Regions from separate parts of the Homo sapiens genome. Here region 2 is linked to region 1. The links are chromatin loops, found by intact Hi-C in ENCODE. Cell type or tissue: A673. All regions are shown on one strand. Links, peaks and the distances in the headings refer to the core of each region. The heading gives the core; the rest is flanking DNA.

What was found. A loop is a pair of places that touch in the nucleus more often than their neighbours do. Peaks named below come from ENCODE experiments on the same cell type or tissue, not always from the same donor. Only the 100,000 strongest peaks of a DNase experiment are listed, where the experiment ranks them.
Region 2: a loop joins it to region 1, with 5 times the contacts of the local background. A loop is called at or near these places in 4 of 110 quality-filtered maps.

What each region holds. Positions count from the first base shown.
Region 1 is chr9:14,765,124-14,773,466 of GRCh38, forward strand. FREM1 (FRAS1 related extracellular matrix 1) reads right to left here. Exons shown (of 37, transcript NM_001379081.2): 26 at 5,482-5,683; 27 at 4,601-4,745. Among named protein-coding and RNA genes, the nearest start is that of CER1, 47 kb to the left of the region's middle. In A673, for the core only: CTCF peaks have their summits at 3,572 (motif pointing left) and 4,290; DNase peaks (open chromatin) are centred at 3,548 and 4,238.
Region 2 is chr9:14,657,141-14,665,483 of GRCh38, forward strand. ZDHHC21 (zDHHC palmitoyltransferase 21) reads right to left here. Exons shown (of 10, transcript NM_178566.6): 6 at 5,075-5,186; 7 at 1,609-1,747. Among named protein-coding and RNA genes, the nearest start is that of ZDHHC21, 32 kb to the right of the region's middle. In A673, for the core only: CTCF peaks have their summits at 4,513 (motif pointing left) and 4,713; a DNase peak (open chromatin) is centred at 4,521; H3K27ac peaks cover 2,310 bases.

The sequences.
Region 1 (8,343 bases), core at 228-8,227:
CATGTGACAAGAATTCCTGAAAATGTTAAAAAAATATTTTTTCAAGTATCCAATCTAAGACTTCTCAATTCATAGATGATGCTATTAAACTCCGTAATCGAATGCTATGAACACCTGTGTTTTCATTTTTCTCTTTTTCTCTTGATAATGGGGAAACAGTGTTTAGCCAAGAGGCAGCATAGTGTGCACCCAAAACAAGTGCTTTAGAATCAAGCACACCTTGTAACCACTGATTAGTATGTGATTTAGTGTGTGATTACGGTCAGTTACTCAGTCTCTCTGGGCCTCGGTTTTCATTATCTTAAAAATGAGGAGAATTACACTCATGTAAAATGATTAAAATTAAAATTAGTTAGTATGTATAAAGCACCTGTACACAGTGGGTGCCCAATAAATGCTATTTTCCTTCCCTTCCTCTGTGCTTTCCTAAGATCTAGTCTGAAGACAAAAACCTTAACTCCTGGCTTGCAGGTAATGTGCAGGTATTAGCTAGCCAAACACCTTCCCCTATCAGGTGTTTCATAAAAGCTGCTAAACATTGCAACGTTTGCCTGATGGAAATTCCTTTTAGTCTTCTGTCCCTTCTCTTTTAAAGCCAAAAATGGACAACAGAACAGTTAGAATGTGAGTTGCCAGAGGGAGGTGAAGAATCAGAGTGCAGAACCGGAGAAACAGTCACTGAATTATCAAAGACTTCTGCATTCAACATTGCTTTTGAAGTTCACTTTTCTCCAGTGGGCACAAGAAAGAGGTCCACGTAGAAGCTGTATTAGGAAAACAACTTTGGTCAGAAGTTGGCCACATTCTGTGGTCCACAAAAGTGCTTTTCATGAATGATGTGGGTCCTGTGTAACTTAGTTTGGGGCTTCTGCGGATCATCTTGGAGATTCAACTTGGACTAGAAAACAGGCACAAGCTTGTCAAGGGGTGCAGCCAGGGGGTGAGGCAATAAGATGCGCACTCACTTAGGTCTGGAGGTCAGGGTTCACTCTCCAGTGACTTCAGGATAATTACTTAAAAGCCTTGAGCTTTATTTCCTTATCCTCAGAGGATTGTGTTTTGCAGATAAAATTAGACAACTCATGAAAACACTTAGCACAGTGCCTGAAATGTAGGCACTTAGCTAAATCTAAATCTTTACGCAAATTTCCAAGGATATCAGCATTATAAAATAATTTCTATTTACAATAAAGTGACTCCCAGATGCATTCCATGAAAAATTGGTTCCCTGAGCTATTCTGCCTGTGTGTGGGGTGGCAGGTAGAGAGAGGTGATTCTATAGCCCAGTTGGGTTGAGGTTTGCTGCGTAGGCTTCATTTCTGAGAGATTCCCAATCCACACGCACATCTCGATGATTCCAGGATGTGATGCAGTTAAACAAGCACGCAAGCTAGCTAGCTGGCAGTAACTTGATGAATCTCACGAAACAAGCATTTCCTAATGCTTTTTAGAGTGGAGCATCTATTCATCCTTCAGGACTCCACAGGAATCCTGCAATAGCCAAAACTGACCAACAGTCAAGATTCTGAATTTTCCACTGAACATGGGTCCTTCCCGTGCTCTAAAACAGGTCCATTTCTGTTCCAGATGGCACCCCGCAGTCCCTTGAGCTTTATCACAGAGGTTTCACCCCTTCAAATATGGGGAATATGAATCTATTAATCCTGTCTAAGCCAAAGAACACCACAAAGTTCCACAGCGTTTAGCTCATTGATTAATATGCATATTGACTGTTCACTTTGTGATTCATCCCAGGATCAATTTCTAATTAGAGGCAGGCTTTCTAATCCACCAAATGTTTCCGGGATACTTCTTCAGTCAATTATTGTACCTACATGAATTAACTACAACAGTAATCACCACAAGTTGCATTTGTTAAGGAGTTTAAATACACAAGATGCTTTCATATACGTTACACATTTCTTTTGTTTTTCTAAACAAATTGTAGTATCGCTCCCATTTTACAGAAGAGATAACTAAGGCTTGAACAGTTACTAGATGAAGGGCAGAGCCAAAGCTCAAACCTTGTCCTCTAGCTCCAAGTTCGGTGGTTTATTATCTATAGTATAAATTCTAGTGTGTTAGATACGAAGTGCACACTAATATAGAGATCTATAATGTACATGTTAAAAAATCCCACTGAACTTTAAGGTCCTATATGAGTAAGTATTCCTTCTTTCTTGCTTGGGTGGCCAATGTCTGAAGAGAAAGAAGAAGACAAGTCTGGTGTTCCATTCCCTTCAGGCCAGATTAGCACAGTCCTTAAAATGGGCAAGAAGTTCTTCAGTGTGCTGAGAAAAATCATGCACTCTAAAGCTGCATTTCCACTTAGAAAAGTCACTTTCTAGCTCTGTCCTCAGTTTTCTCATCTGTAAATTTCAGATTATGATGGTACCTGACTCATAGGTGGTTCTGATGATTAAATGAATAGCAATGAAATAGAGCAAACACCAATTATATTGCAAATGGCTGTAATTTATATTGTACCTGTAACTACGTTCTGCCTGGCTGTCTTGGGAAGATGAACCACTATTCATAACCTTGCTTTTTACTGGAAAATTGTGCACCTAGTTCCAATAACATCTGCTTACAAATGGGGTTGAGGACAACTATACCGTTCAAAAATGATGATGATAAATGCTGAGTAATTTTACCCCCCCATCGCTTATAAAGAAAATAGCCTAATATATGTCAGAACCAAATAAAACTTCTCTCTATATTACCCCTTGGTAGGCATATGCCACAGCATTTTGTTCAGTCATGAACAAATGAACAAATTACGTCAAGTTGAACTGGAAACATCTCCAGCACAGACACATGAAAGTTAATAGCCAACAAAAGCAGGAGGATATTTAAATGGCCTCATTTAAGGTTATAATTAAATTAAGCAAATTTTGCTGTAATTCTCATATGAATTTGAGAGTATATTTAAAAATATAAATCATCTTCCAAAAGCAATGTCCTTGATAGTGACAAAGATTGAAAGGGGCTATGGGTGAAGCAGTATCAGCCTAGCATCATTACTGGGGGAAGAAAATCCTCTGTCAGCTACACTGCGCTCACACATGGAGGACAAGAGGTGAGCATTAGGTCAGTAGCAAGTCTGATCAACATTCCTATGTTTTCTTACTTGAATTATTTTTAAAATGTTAAAAAAAAAAAGTGAAGTCCACGTATTAACATTTTTGGAGCAGGTTTTTTTTTTTTTTTTTTACATTTTCTTGAGAATTGGAAGATATTTGTCTGACATTGCAAGTACTTGACATATTTTCCCATAAAGATTGTGATCCTGGGAATTATTTGTCTTAGGCAAAGACAGTTTAATGGGTGGAGGTCATATGTTTTACATTTTGTAATCTCGAGATTACATTTTAATATCACGGGCCAGGTCTACTTTGCTCTAACCTATTCCCCAGCTCCTAGTACTGTGCACCTGGCATATAGTAGCCACTCGATAAAAGTCTGTGGAGTTAATAAATCTGGGCCAGGCTCTGCATTTTATCGAGGCAACGGAGTGGGACGCTGGGAATGTGTTTTGCTAAGAAAAGGAGGCTAGCTTTTTTCTGACAATGACTACTGTGACCTCTGCTGGTCAGATTTTAGAACTACAATTCAGGATCCAAAAGAAAATGCAAGAATTCTGAAGACTGCAGAGGAGTTTCTCAGCTTTCTTTTCTTAATCTATACTCCATCATAAAAGGAGTATAACAGAGCACAGAGCTGTATCACTTATGATGCTTAGTATGACTAGGATATGGTGACTACTAAAACAAGGATAAGTGAACAACTTTTCTTTGGGGTTTCTGGGAGGGTATCAAAAACAAACAAACAAAATGAACAAACAAACAAACAAAAAACAGCACAGTACCAGAATAACTGGACTCTGACCGACCTTTCTATGACTATCTGTTAGCTGGTAAGATATTCAAGGTCTACATTCAAGAAAAGTCTAGAGTAGGGACCCAGTCAGTGAAATTGCTGTGGTCTGTTAATCTCGTTAATTTTGAAGATTTGTTACTCTTGCTATTTTGAGGGTCATACCCTTTATATACCTTCCAAAGTCTAGTTTCCTCTTTACATTATATTTGTCTTACATGGGATAAGTTTATCACCTTATAAACATACTGTCAAGTAATTGTAATTTTCTTCATAAGAGAAAGAGAAGATGTTTGGCTAACTCTTCTTGACTACCTCATTTCCCCGACTGCAGATATTTTAGAAGGCTATAGTTGCTAACACGGTCCTAGAGTGACCTCTTGCTGCACAATTGCTACATGAACCTGCAAACTCAGTGTTGGATGCTAGTGAATTGGTAAGACAGAACCCTCCCTGTGTATAAAAGTGTGTACCTTGACATGCATAATATGAACGTCAACTTAGCTTTTTAATGTTTCTGTACTCTGTAAAGCTACTGGCTTTCCTATTTTCAAGCAGTAATAAAAAGAAAATTCATTCTCCAAAATAAATTCCATGAGCTTGTGAAATGGTCTATTAATTTATCTTCTTGGGTTCTGTTTTAAAAAGAACATTTCACTTTCCTAATATTCAGATACATTATGGATGTAACATATAGGACTACTGAATAAGCAAGAGAATTTACATTTGAGGAGTGGCCGAGTTCCCTGTGGGGTCCATGATTTGAAATTCCACGGTATCTGAATTTACTTCCAAAGATGGGTTTATGATGTAAAGAATAGTCTTACTGTTTAAGTCCTTTTGGCTAAATTTCTCATGGATAAATTCACCTAAAAAAAGAAATAAATGAATATCATGGGTAATCAAACAAAACATTAAATAAAAGCTAATAAAATTGTATGGCTATTTTATTTTAAACACAGCTTTAAAAAACAGCTAAAGTACATTTTAAAACAAGAAATTAACATTACTGTAACTATCTTAAAACTCAAATGCAGCGAGCTTAAATTAGGCATTAAGTTGACTGCTTCAGAAATATTTGCCTTAAAAAAATGAAAATAAAGAGAAGGAGAGTAGAAAGATACAGTAATAAAAATCTGTAACTTGGTGCCATCCTGTTTAATGATGTATTATGATCATTGTGCTCATAAAGTAGAAATAATATACAATCCAGAGAATCCATTAGGAAAAAAACCAAGAACTTTTAAAAAAAGATCTGACATCATTTAGAGTCATTTAGAATTCATGACAGAATAAAAAATTAGTCACAAATAGGAAATTTGGTCCTGATATTATGTTCCTTTGAATATATTATAATCAGCTGTTGAGAAAAAAAATATAAATAAACAGTTGTATATCAGTATTTGGTTCTTCCAGTCAGGATAAATTTAGGAAGGCTCAGCTTCAAACCCTCTTTAGGAGCAATATTGATTTATAAACTGCATCTATCAGTAAGCCCTGGGGAGTGTTTACCAAATGGGCCTGCACTTAATTAAATTACTCTCTAGCCCTGCCAGCCACTGGGTATTTTAAAATGGCAATTGTAAGGATTAAGGAGGCCAGTACCTGTTGTTGTGTTCTCCAGATGTCCATGTTTTGGGCCTTGTAGAATTTTAAAGATGATCTGATCGTCCTCAGTGTCAGGGTCTGATGCCTTCAACACGCGGGAAGTGATGTAAATCCCGTAGCAGCCATTTTTCAGGAGCCCCACTTGAGAAGGGGAATGCAAGAGTGTGATACGAGGAGCTGTTTTGTCCAATTGGTCTACCTGGATCATCAACAATGACATAAAATGTTGTCCAAAGGCCCCTCACCCCCATGCAACGTTGGGCTTTATTGGTTCAACAATGACACACTGTCCCACGTTTTGGATTCCTTATACTCCTCACTAGTGGATTCCTGCTAAAGACAGTCCTGTTCACAACAGCCTCAGCAAATATCACAGTGCTTGGAACAGAGGCCAATTTTCCACTGTAAACCTTGACTCCACTTTATCAATTTGTCTATTGCTTGACTGCCACTTAGGATACAAGTTCCGAGAGGGCAGGCGTCAGGTCTTTCACCGCCATGGATTCCCTGCACTTGGCACAGTGCCTGAACCATAATAGAAGCCCAGGGAATGTCTATTAAATGAATACACTAAAATTGACCCAAGAATTCTAGAGCAGACTTCATGTTAACTCCACAGAAGAACTTCTCCTATTTTCCTGGTATTTAGTGATTTACAGACACAAAATTGTGAGGGTTTACAAATATATAGAAATTTTTTTGGCATGTCTTTTTTCAACTGGCAAAAATGTTGAATAAAAATAGAGATACCTCAGTAAGGAAAAAGTGAAAGGTGATTATTTCTAGACATTTGCATATTTCTTTCATTGAAGATGAGAGCCAGGTAGCTGAACAGGTGGACCAGATTTGTGAAGATGGTGGATGACATCTTCACAACCTACACTGTAGGTTCAAACACAACAAAGGACCTCGTTCAGTCTGTACGGAGCTCAGTGCATCTTGCATTTGCAAGATGACTGTTGTAGGTTATGGATGGAGCAGGTTTGGATGGATTAGAACAGATCCACCACTGATACTAGAAAACATGTACAAGAATCTTCATTCCCCTCACTCCTAATCTCTCGGTTCTTAATTTCATTTACACCAACCTGATACTACTGTAAATCTTAGTTTGCCCTAGCAAAGTAAAGAATTCTTGTCAATGATAAGACCATGTATATTTTTGTGTATTATGATACAATGAACTACTCTGTAGCTATTCAAAAGAATAAGGGAGAAAATGAATTGATGATGAAAAATTTCCACAATTTTGTGTTAACTGAAAAACCCTAGCAAGTTGCAGAATAGAATTCGAATATAATTATAATACTATTTTTGTTAAAAATATATATTTATCTATACATAATGTTTGTATAGACATAGGCAAAAATCTGGGAGCATTTGCACAAATGTGTTCATTTCTTTTGGGGTGGGGAAAGATTACAACTCCTCCTCTGTTTATTTCATGAGAAATTTTGTCACAACCAACCATTTTTTCCTCTCAAATTGGCAAGATTCTTAAAAAAAAACAGAAATAATTATAACTCATGATGATAAATATGTGAAGAAACAGATATTTTTATATTTTGCTGGTAGGGGTGCAAAACAGTGAAAATTTTTCTGTATCTTGCAGAAACAGATATGTATGCAAAAATGATTAGATATATATTCACCAAAATACTATTTATAATAGCAATTTACAAAAGGAATGAAAAGTCCACCAGGGGATTTATAAACCATCTCGACCTGAGACTGAGTTCCATGCAGCCTTTAAAAATCATGTTATCAGGAATATGATTAGTTATCAAGAACTATCAGGAATAGTTAATGACATAAGGAAATGTTCATAACACATGAAGATGGAAACAGGCAATATGCATAAAAAATAGTATATATAATATCATCCCATTTCTAATTGAACAAAATAAAAGAAAGCCACCAACAATAGGTTTTTGAGTGGTATGGTTGTCAAGAATTTTTTTTCTTGTAGTTTATGAATTATTTACAATACATAGTTATTTTATAAACTGAAAAAGCAACTGACATTTTCAAAAGTCACAGTCATTCTTCTCCTCTCCTGAAGAGTATGGGTGGCAACTTTCAAAGCAATGAGATTGGGTATTAAATTGTCATTGTGGCCCGTGAGGGAAGAAGCTCCCACAACCAAGTGGCCAGTAAGAGAGATGGTTAGTGGAAGAAGAGGAAAATTAAAGTACTTCTAAGCCATATAAGAAATACCCAGAGTTGATACTAAATGAATAGTTGAATGTAGATGGTTGTTTTATTTTGGTTTTGGATGTTATAATTCCTTAAAAATGAAAGTGTTACAAAAGTAATAAATGCCTGTCGTGATCATGTGTTTTTAAAAGGACATCTAAACTCTAGCAACACGGTCCCGTCATGTCTCTGGTCACATTAAAATATATCCTAGATCTTATTCAACTTCTAGCTTTGTCAAAAGTAGATCTTCTGGCTTAGTATCCCAGAAGCATTTTTAAATATTGGGTTGCAAGATTTTTTTTTAAAGAAAGCTCTGTCCCCTGATAACTTGTGTTGTATTTACAGAAAATGCACAGAAAGCAATGGCATCACATTTTTCTCGCTCACCTGACCCCTTTAAAGGAGAAGTACAGGTTGCATCAGTTGCAATAATCTTGGTCAGACAGAAAAGATTTCCTACCAAATGAATGTCAGGTTGTGCCTGCTGGTATCAGTCAAATACACCTGTGTGTTGCAGCAGTTTTGCCCTCAATTACTCAGGTACCACCAGAAGAATAGTTTACCCATAGTTGGGAGACTTATTTGGGACAGTTTATCACTCAACGGTGATCAACATCCATATTGTCTTGGCAGAAAAAGCTCTTGAAGGCAAGACACTGA
Region 2 (8,343 bases), core at 106-8,105, 110 kb before region 1:
ACTTCATTTGATTATTGGAATTTCCTTAGTTGGTCATCAATCTTCCAGTAATAAATGGTTACTGTAAAACGGTCTCTAAAATTTTCATGAAAATTAATAGGCCAAAGAAAAATTGTTTCCTCCCTCTGAGAGTTTTCACTAAAATCAAATGTAACATAAATTGAATGTCTATTATATACCAGCTAAGTTTACATATATTATTTCATTTAATCTCATTATTATTCACATTTTCAGTGGAAGAAAATTACCATTCAGAGAGGTTAAACAATGTGTCAAAACTTATGCATGTAATAAGAAAAAACAGGCTTTAATCCTAGGTATGTCTGTTTACAAAGACAAGATCTTTCCACTACCAGAGGCTGGCAAAGTTACTGTAAAAGAGCCAGACAGTTAATATTTTAGGCTTTACAGACCATACAGTCTCTGCCACAACTATTCAGTTCTGCTCTTATAAAACAAAAGCAGCCATAGACAATATATAAACAAAAGAAAGTAGCTGTTTTCCAGTAAAACTTTTTTTTAACAAAAACAGGCAGAGGGCTGAATTTAAACCAAGGCCCATAGTTTGCCAATACTGCACTATACTACAATGCATTCGTTACCTCTTAGCCTGTCTTTGTTTTTCATTAACACCACTAAACTCTACTTCTCTGTCGCTTAAAAAAATTATTACCTTAATCTTACTGAGGAATTTTATTTTAATGCTTTTCTTATTAGGCTCAATTATTTGAAACAGATTACTCCAGGGAATATGTACATTCTTTTACATGATCTAACTTTAATGCCAATTATATCAGAAATTTATCTATAAATAAGATGAAACATTTCTAAAACTATAGTCCTAGCATGCATTATATTCTCAGTGGATAACTTTTTAAAGCATCCTGCAAATTCATGATATCATTACTGATGAAAGGCAGGGAGAAAAAAAGTTCTCTTTCTCAAGAACGTAACTATTTGAGAACCTTTAAAAATTACATTCTGCATTTTTATTCCTGAAAAGAAACAAGAACATTTTGTCTTTGTTTTTCATTATTGTAGATATTTTTAAACCAAGACACACGTATTGAAAGATTCAACGTGTTGCTTTCTAAGCTCAACACTAATAAATAACCATAAATGAATTTCATTAAAAGGAAATGTCAGACTAGGGCCCACTTTCTCAATCCCAATATAGTTCAAAATTCACCAATTTGGGAGTTTGCTTTTGTTGTTTTGTTTCCAATCTTTTGTTGTTTTGTTTCCAATCTTTTGTACTTAAAGGAACCACATGTTAATAATTGTATGCTACAACTGCTCTAATGTTAGTGGATATAAACATTTCTTTTTTTTTTTTTTTTTTTTTTTTTTGAGACGGAGTCTCGCTGTCGCCCAGGTTGGAGTGCAGTGGCGCAATCTCGGCTCACTGCAGGCTCCGCCCCCTGGGGTTCACGCCATTCTCCTGCCTCAGCCTCCCGAGTAGCTGGGACTACAGGCGCCCGCCACCTCGCCCGGCTAATTTTTTGTATTTTTAGTAGAGACGGGGTTTCACCGTGTTAGCCAGGATGGTCTCGATCTCCTGACCTCGTGATCCGCCCGCCTCGGCCTCCCAATATAAACATTTCTTACCAAATTACGCTTTTTTAGTGGAAGAAAATAGTAATAGTGGCAGAAAGAAAACATCAGTGCGTAGCAAGTAAGAAGTTCAGTGTAGAAACACAACTGCAGAAAGAGCCAATGATTATCTTCACCAACACAATTGTTAATCCTAAAGAAAAAAAATGAAAAAGAAACAATATTTTAAATTTCAAGAAGTTCACCTCAGGATCAATAAGACTAAATTAAAAACAAATAATATCACATATGCTTAACTTCATGGAGATATGCTATGGCCACTTGAAGGTAAAAACAAACTATACAGAGAAAACTATAAATATACCATCTTATATTTGTAAAGCACTTCACAAAGGAAGTCCACATATGTGATCCCCCTTCAACTCATAACAACTCAGCGAGACAGGAAGAGCAGACGGTAGTCTCCTGTGTCACTGATATGGAAACAGGGAACAAAGGAGCTAAGCCTCTGGCCAGAGGATGTAGAGTTAGAAGACATAGGGGCCAAGAGAGCAAGAACCCTGCTTCCCTGTATTTTGCTCTTCCTTTAGGGCATTCTAGCTGTGAAAAGCAATCTGAATGCCCTGAAGTAAACCAGCTGAAACATACCACTCTGACATAACTGCTAAGCATTCACTTTTCATTTTAAAAATCTACCCCTGGTTGCTGAAAATAAAAATGTATTCAAAACTATTTATAAATACACACAGCTATACTTCCACCAATACAACAGTGAACCCTAACTAGGAAAGAGGATTAATGTTACAATAAAAAATTTTCAAGGCTAATTTAAGCTGAATATTTTATTGTTCCAAATTTATTGTATCCAAATTGTCAAAGTATCCTAAAATTCCAGCAAAAAACCCTAGTTCAAGACTACAAATGACTTTGCACAAATGTTTTCATTTCAAAATAGTATTATACTGTCACTGAAAAAGAAACGATGTAACAGGTTTCGGTCCTAACTTAAATCGCTCTTTTTAACTTTGTCATTAAACCATTTTTTAAAGTCAAATACAGACCTGAACTGAAAAACCTTAGAGAGGCATTTCTTAAGATTTAAGAGTGCATGTTTTGTAAACAAGAAAATCTACTGTGCTTTGTTATTTGCAAGCAGGATTATAAGAGAAGTGTGCTTATGTATTAATATACACTCAAAAGTGCTCTTCAACAGCTGCCGATTGAAAGATGACTTATCATTGTTCCATCTTTCCTGTCCCCAGGAAGTTTGAGAAACAATGTCTATGATCACAGCATTCTTCTTAACCAGAACAGCTTTAAGAAGCACTAAGGTATTCAATCTATATGAGTTCTTTTTGTAACATCTGCACTACTTAGAAAGAATGATCAGGCCAGGCGCGGTGACTCAAGCCTGTAATCCCAGAACTTTGGGAGGCCGAGGGGAGCAGATCACCTGAGGTTGGGAGTTTGAGACCAGCCTGGCCAACATGGTGACAACCCGTCTCTGCTAAAAATACAAAAATTAGCCAAGCATGGTGGCATGCACTTGTAATCCCAGCTACTCGGGAGGCTGAGGCAGGAGAATCACTTGAGGCCAGGAGGCAGAGGTTGCAGTGAGGCAGAGGTTGAGATCATGCCACTGCACTCCAGCCTGGGCAACAGAGTAAGACTCCATCTCAAAAAAAAAAAAAAAAAAAAAAGAATGATCAGAGCCACAAATACAGAAAACCTTGAGGCAACGTGAGAATTGACCTCCAAACCTAAAAATGTCTTAGGCAGTTAAGTAGTGCAATTTCTGAAAACATCAAAAATTTTCCTTGCTTCCAATTTACACTGTACATTTCCCCTGCTCTCTGAACATTTCAGCAGTGCTCTATCAGGAAATTCAATGATAAAAATTCCTGAATCTCTTTAGGTCCCTTGTCTACTCTCCTTTCTGATCCTCCAATCCTTTGTACTTCCCCCTCACTGCTACCAACTTCTGAAAAGTTGACTAAAACTATGGAAGCAAGAGGCCCAGAAAGAGAAATCACCCCAACGTTAGAATTAAGGTTAAATAGCACCTTATTTGGTCACCAATAAGTGAGTCTTTCCTAGTTCTTTCTTACTACTGCATTCGTTTGAAAAAAAAAGCATCAATATCCACTTCCATCATGAACATTTGTATTTTAGTGAATAAGAAACTCTACAATAAGAAGCGCTTAAAAACTGAGCTTTTCTGTATGATCAGCAATTATCTGAATACATGTTTCACGTAGCTTTCTAAAAATCTATTACTATTGTGAGAGCAAACAGATCACTGAGCTTAAGAAAATTACTTGGGAATTAATCTTTATTCCCAAGTAATTCCCAAATAATTATTTACGTTTAAATTCAAGGCACAGTTTTGAATATCAACTATATGTCATACACTACTCTATCTTGTTGACAGATTTAGAAATTTTTAAAATTTTTATGTAGTAACAAAATGCTTTTATCGAAAATGCTCTTACTTTTTCCTATTTCAGGAAATTATCTTCTTTTTAAACAGTCTATGCAAAAAAACAAATTTCCACCAGAAGTTTGCTGAATAACTGTGCTATCAAAATAAGTTATCAAAAATAAAGAAAACTCTAAATAGACTAACATTAGAAAAAGCTAAACTCCACTTGCATCAATTTTAAATAAAAGCAATTATAAATTAAGAGGCTCATTATGTAAATTTGCATATATGCATGTATGTGTATACAAACATAAATACTACATATATGTATACAGATACATTTGTCAAATTCTACACTATACCAGTTTAAATATTTATACAGAGAGCCAATGCTAAGAAAACAGAATTAAATACAATATCTTGTTCACAGATTTTTGTGACAGCTTTAAAATGAGATACAATACAGAATTCACGCAGCATTTGTTTTCGAAGATTATATTTCTCAACTGAACATTTTCTTTAAATATTACAAGAGAGCCCCCTATTGACCAAAACTGTTAGCAGTTCTGCAGAATCAGCTAATTATCACTCACATACTTCCAACAAGTACATAATGGTAGTAGCTATATCCAATACATAATGCTTAAAAAGCTTTAAGGGGTAAGGAAGAGGTTATCAGGGTGTCTGAAATGTTATTAATTAAACAAATGAAAAGGGGATATAAACATTCGGATGCATATGGTTTATTACAATTAGAAATAGCTACCATTTAAGTACATCCTACTTGTCAGATATTGTAGTAAATGTTTTATATACATTGCCTCATTTAATACAACCACCTTAATCCTTTTGTATATCAGGCTGCAGTTAATTCTTACTTTTTTGGCTCAAATCTCTCCCTGTTAGAAAAGATAGGATTTCTGTGGAAAAATGACTTTGGGAGTTGACAGAACCATATAATCTAAATAAAGATATCCTTATTAAGATATTGTAAAACTATATAACTTTAACATAACTGTTGTTTAAAGCTGCCAAGTTGTAAGATTTACATTTTATTACCCACCCCTCTTTTCTTTGCTAGAAGTGAATTATTCTTACCATGGACAGTGATGATCCATTCTCCTCACACAGTGGCCGCAGCGGCTACAGTGATGGGAACGCTTTGGTCTCATCAAATTACACTTGTTACATAATTCCCAGAACTCCCTTTCTAAAGAAAAGAAATTAAAATCCATTTAATGAAGGCAAGTGGGTAATGCTGAAATTTACCAACAGTTGTTTAGAAGATTTTATAGGAAGCCTTCAACATAAAACTCTAAGAGATTTTTCTTCTAAGCCTTTGGTATAAATGTGTTTGCCATAAATGCTGCTGTTCTATTCTACATATGTCTTATTTTGTGTGTTTCTAATTTAAAAGACTAAAAAAATAAGACACTATTGTTATAGTCAAAGTAAGAGACAGAAAACAATGTATTTGGATTCTGGGTATACTGTGAGAATATAAGTAAAATCCAATGACAAAACCCTAGAGCCCAACCAAATTATTATACTAAAACAATTTTATTTAAACAAATTGATTTCTAGAAATTTCATTTTCTAAAGGCTCTAAAGAAGAAATAATGCTGACCCTGGTTTCAATTGATTAGTAAACTGAAATCAACCCTATAAACTCATCCGAAAAACAGATGGCATTTCCCTCCACATACACTTTCCCTAAATCATTTAATTTTAAAAAACATCAGTAGATTCATTTAAGAGTGTGTATGGGACAGGTTAGAGAAGGATGTCATATGGGTTTGGGAGGTATCAGAATAGTTTCAGTAGTGAAAAATGTTATAAGACAACTACTATTTTTAATGAAAATAAAGGAGTTCTTCATAAAACACTGAACTACCACCAACTAGCAATTTCCTCTAATCTGGAGTGAAACAGCACACGATTAAGCTCTGTGCCAAAAACACAAAGTTTGCATAAGAGAAAAGGCTTTTGTTTTCATTAAAAACTGTCCTAATTAGGTCCGCGAAAACTATGGAAGAGTCATCTTCCTAGAAAAGACAATTGCCTTATTATACAAAAATGTATCTTTTAAATATATTGGAATGGAATTTTTCTTTTACAAAATTCTTTTAATTTTCATCATCTGTGTTTATACTATCCCATAACCTCATTAAAAGTATGGACATAGTAAGATTAGCCTAACTCCTATATTCAGATTGAATTTTAGTACATGAAGAGTAGGACCCTAGCACATACTAGGTAGTCACTAAATGCTTGCTGACATATGAAAAGTCTAAAATCAAAAAATGAAAGATTCTAAATAAAAGTGAAAGATAATAGTAGACAATATTCAATTTTCTTTTTTTTTTCAGATTACAGATTTTTTTTTTTTTTTACCAATATTGATATTTTTATTTCTTTTTTTTCTCTTTTTTTTCTTCTTTTTTAAGATTCTCTGTTTGAATTCCATTACTTTAGTTGAATGGTCAGGAGCAACATCAACATGCTGGACTTTTATATAGTAAAGCGTTGGGAAAATACTCCCACTACAGACATCTCTGAAGAAACAAAGTATGAATAAAACCTACATCAAATTAATTGTTCCAATAATATGAAAGTTGAGAAATTATCTCTTATACTTGAAATCTTATTTTAAAAGAAAATACTTTTTCATCTCTTACAGTTATTTTAATGAAAATAAATCATGCAAGAGCAACAGTACTAAAGCTTAATTTACATAGTTAAACTAGTACTATTTACCTCTAAGTGAAATAAAAACTCATTTAATCTATAGCATATTACAATGTCACAAGCATATCATATTCCACTCCCCTACTTAGCTCAATGCTCCCAAACATCCCAGTGTTAAAACTTTGAATTCGGGGGGAGGAGCCAAGATGGCCGAATAGGAACAGCTCCGGTCTACAGCTCCCAGCGTGAGCGACGCAGAAGACGGGTGATTTCTGCATTTCCATCTGAGGTACCGGGTTCATCTCACTAGGGAGTGCCAGACAGTGGGCGCAGGCCAGCGGGTGCGCGCACCGTGCGCGAGCCGAAGCAGGGCGAGGCATTGCCTCACTCGGGAAGCGCAAGGGGTCAGGGAGTTCCCTTTCCGAGTCAAAGAAAGGGGTGACGGACGCACCTGGAAAATCGGGTCACTCCCACCCTAATACTGCGCTTTTCAGACCGGCTTAAGAAACGGCGCACCACGAGACTATATCCCACACCTGGCTCGGAGGGTCCTATGCCCACGGAGTCTCGCTGATTGCTAGCACAGCAGTCTGAGATCAAACTGCAAGGCGGCAGCCAGGCTGGGGGAGGGGCGCCCGCCATTGCCCAGGCTTGCTTAGGTAGACAAAGCAGCCGGGAAGCTCGAACTGGCTGGAGCCCACCACAGCTCAAGGAGGCCTGCCTGCCTCTGTAGGCTCCACCTCTGGGGGCAGGGCACAGACAAACAAAAAGACAGCAGTAACCTCCACAGACTTAAATGTCCCTGATAGCTTTGAAGAGAGCAGTGGTTCTCCCTGCACGCAGCTGGAGATCTGAGAACTGGCAGACTGCCTCCTCAAGTGGGTCCCTGACCCCCAAGCAGCCTAACTGGGAGGCACCCCCCAGCAGGGGCACACTGACATCTCACACAGCAGGGTATTCCAACAGACCTGCAGCTGAGGGTCCTGTCTGTTAGAAGGAAAACTAACAAACAGAAAGGACATCCACACCGAAAACCCATCTGTACATCACCATCATCAAAGACCAAAAGTAGATAAAATCACAAAGATGGGGAAAAAACAGAACAGAAAAACTGGAAACTCTAAAATGCAGAGCGTCTCTCCTCCTCCAAAGGAACGCAGTTCCTCACCAGCAACAGAACAAAGCTGGATGGAGAATGACTTTGACGAGCTGAGAGAAGAAGGCTTCAGACGATCAAATTACTCTGAGCTACGGAAGGACATTCAAACCAAAGGCAAAGAAGTTGAAAACTTTGAAAAAAATTTAGAAGAATGTATAACTAGAATAACCAATACAGAGAAATGCTTAAAGGAGCTGATGGAGCTGAAAACCAAGGCTCGAGAACTACGTGAAGAATGCAGAAGCCTCAGGAGCCGATGCGATCAACTGGAAGAAAGGGTATCAGCAATGGAAGATGAAATGAATGAAATGAAGCGAGAAGGGAAGTTTAGAGAAAAAAGAATAAAAAGAAATGAGCAAAGCCTCCAAGAAATATGGGATTATGTGAAAAGACCAAATCTACGTCTGATTGGTGTACCTGAAAGTGATGGGGAGAATGGAACCAAGTTGGAAAACACTCTGCAGGATATTATCCAGGAGAACTTCCCCAATCTAGCAAGGCAGGCCAACGTTCAGATTCA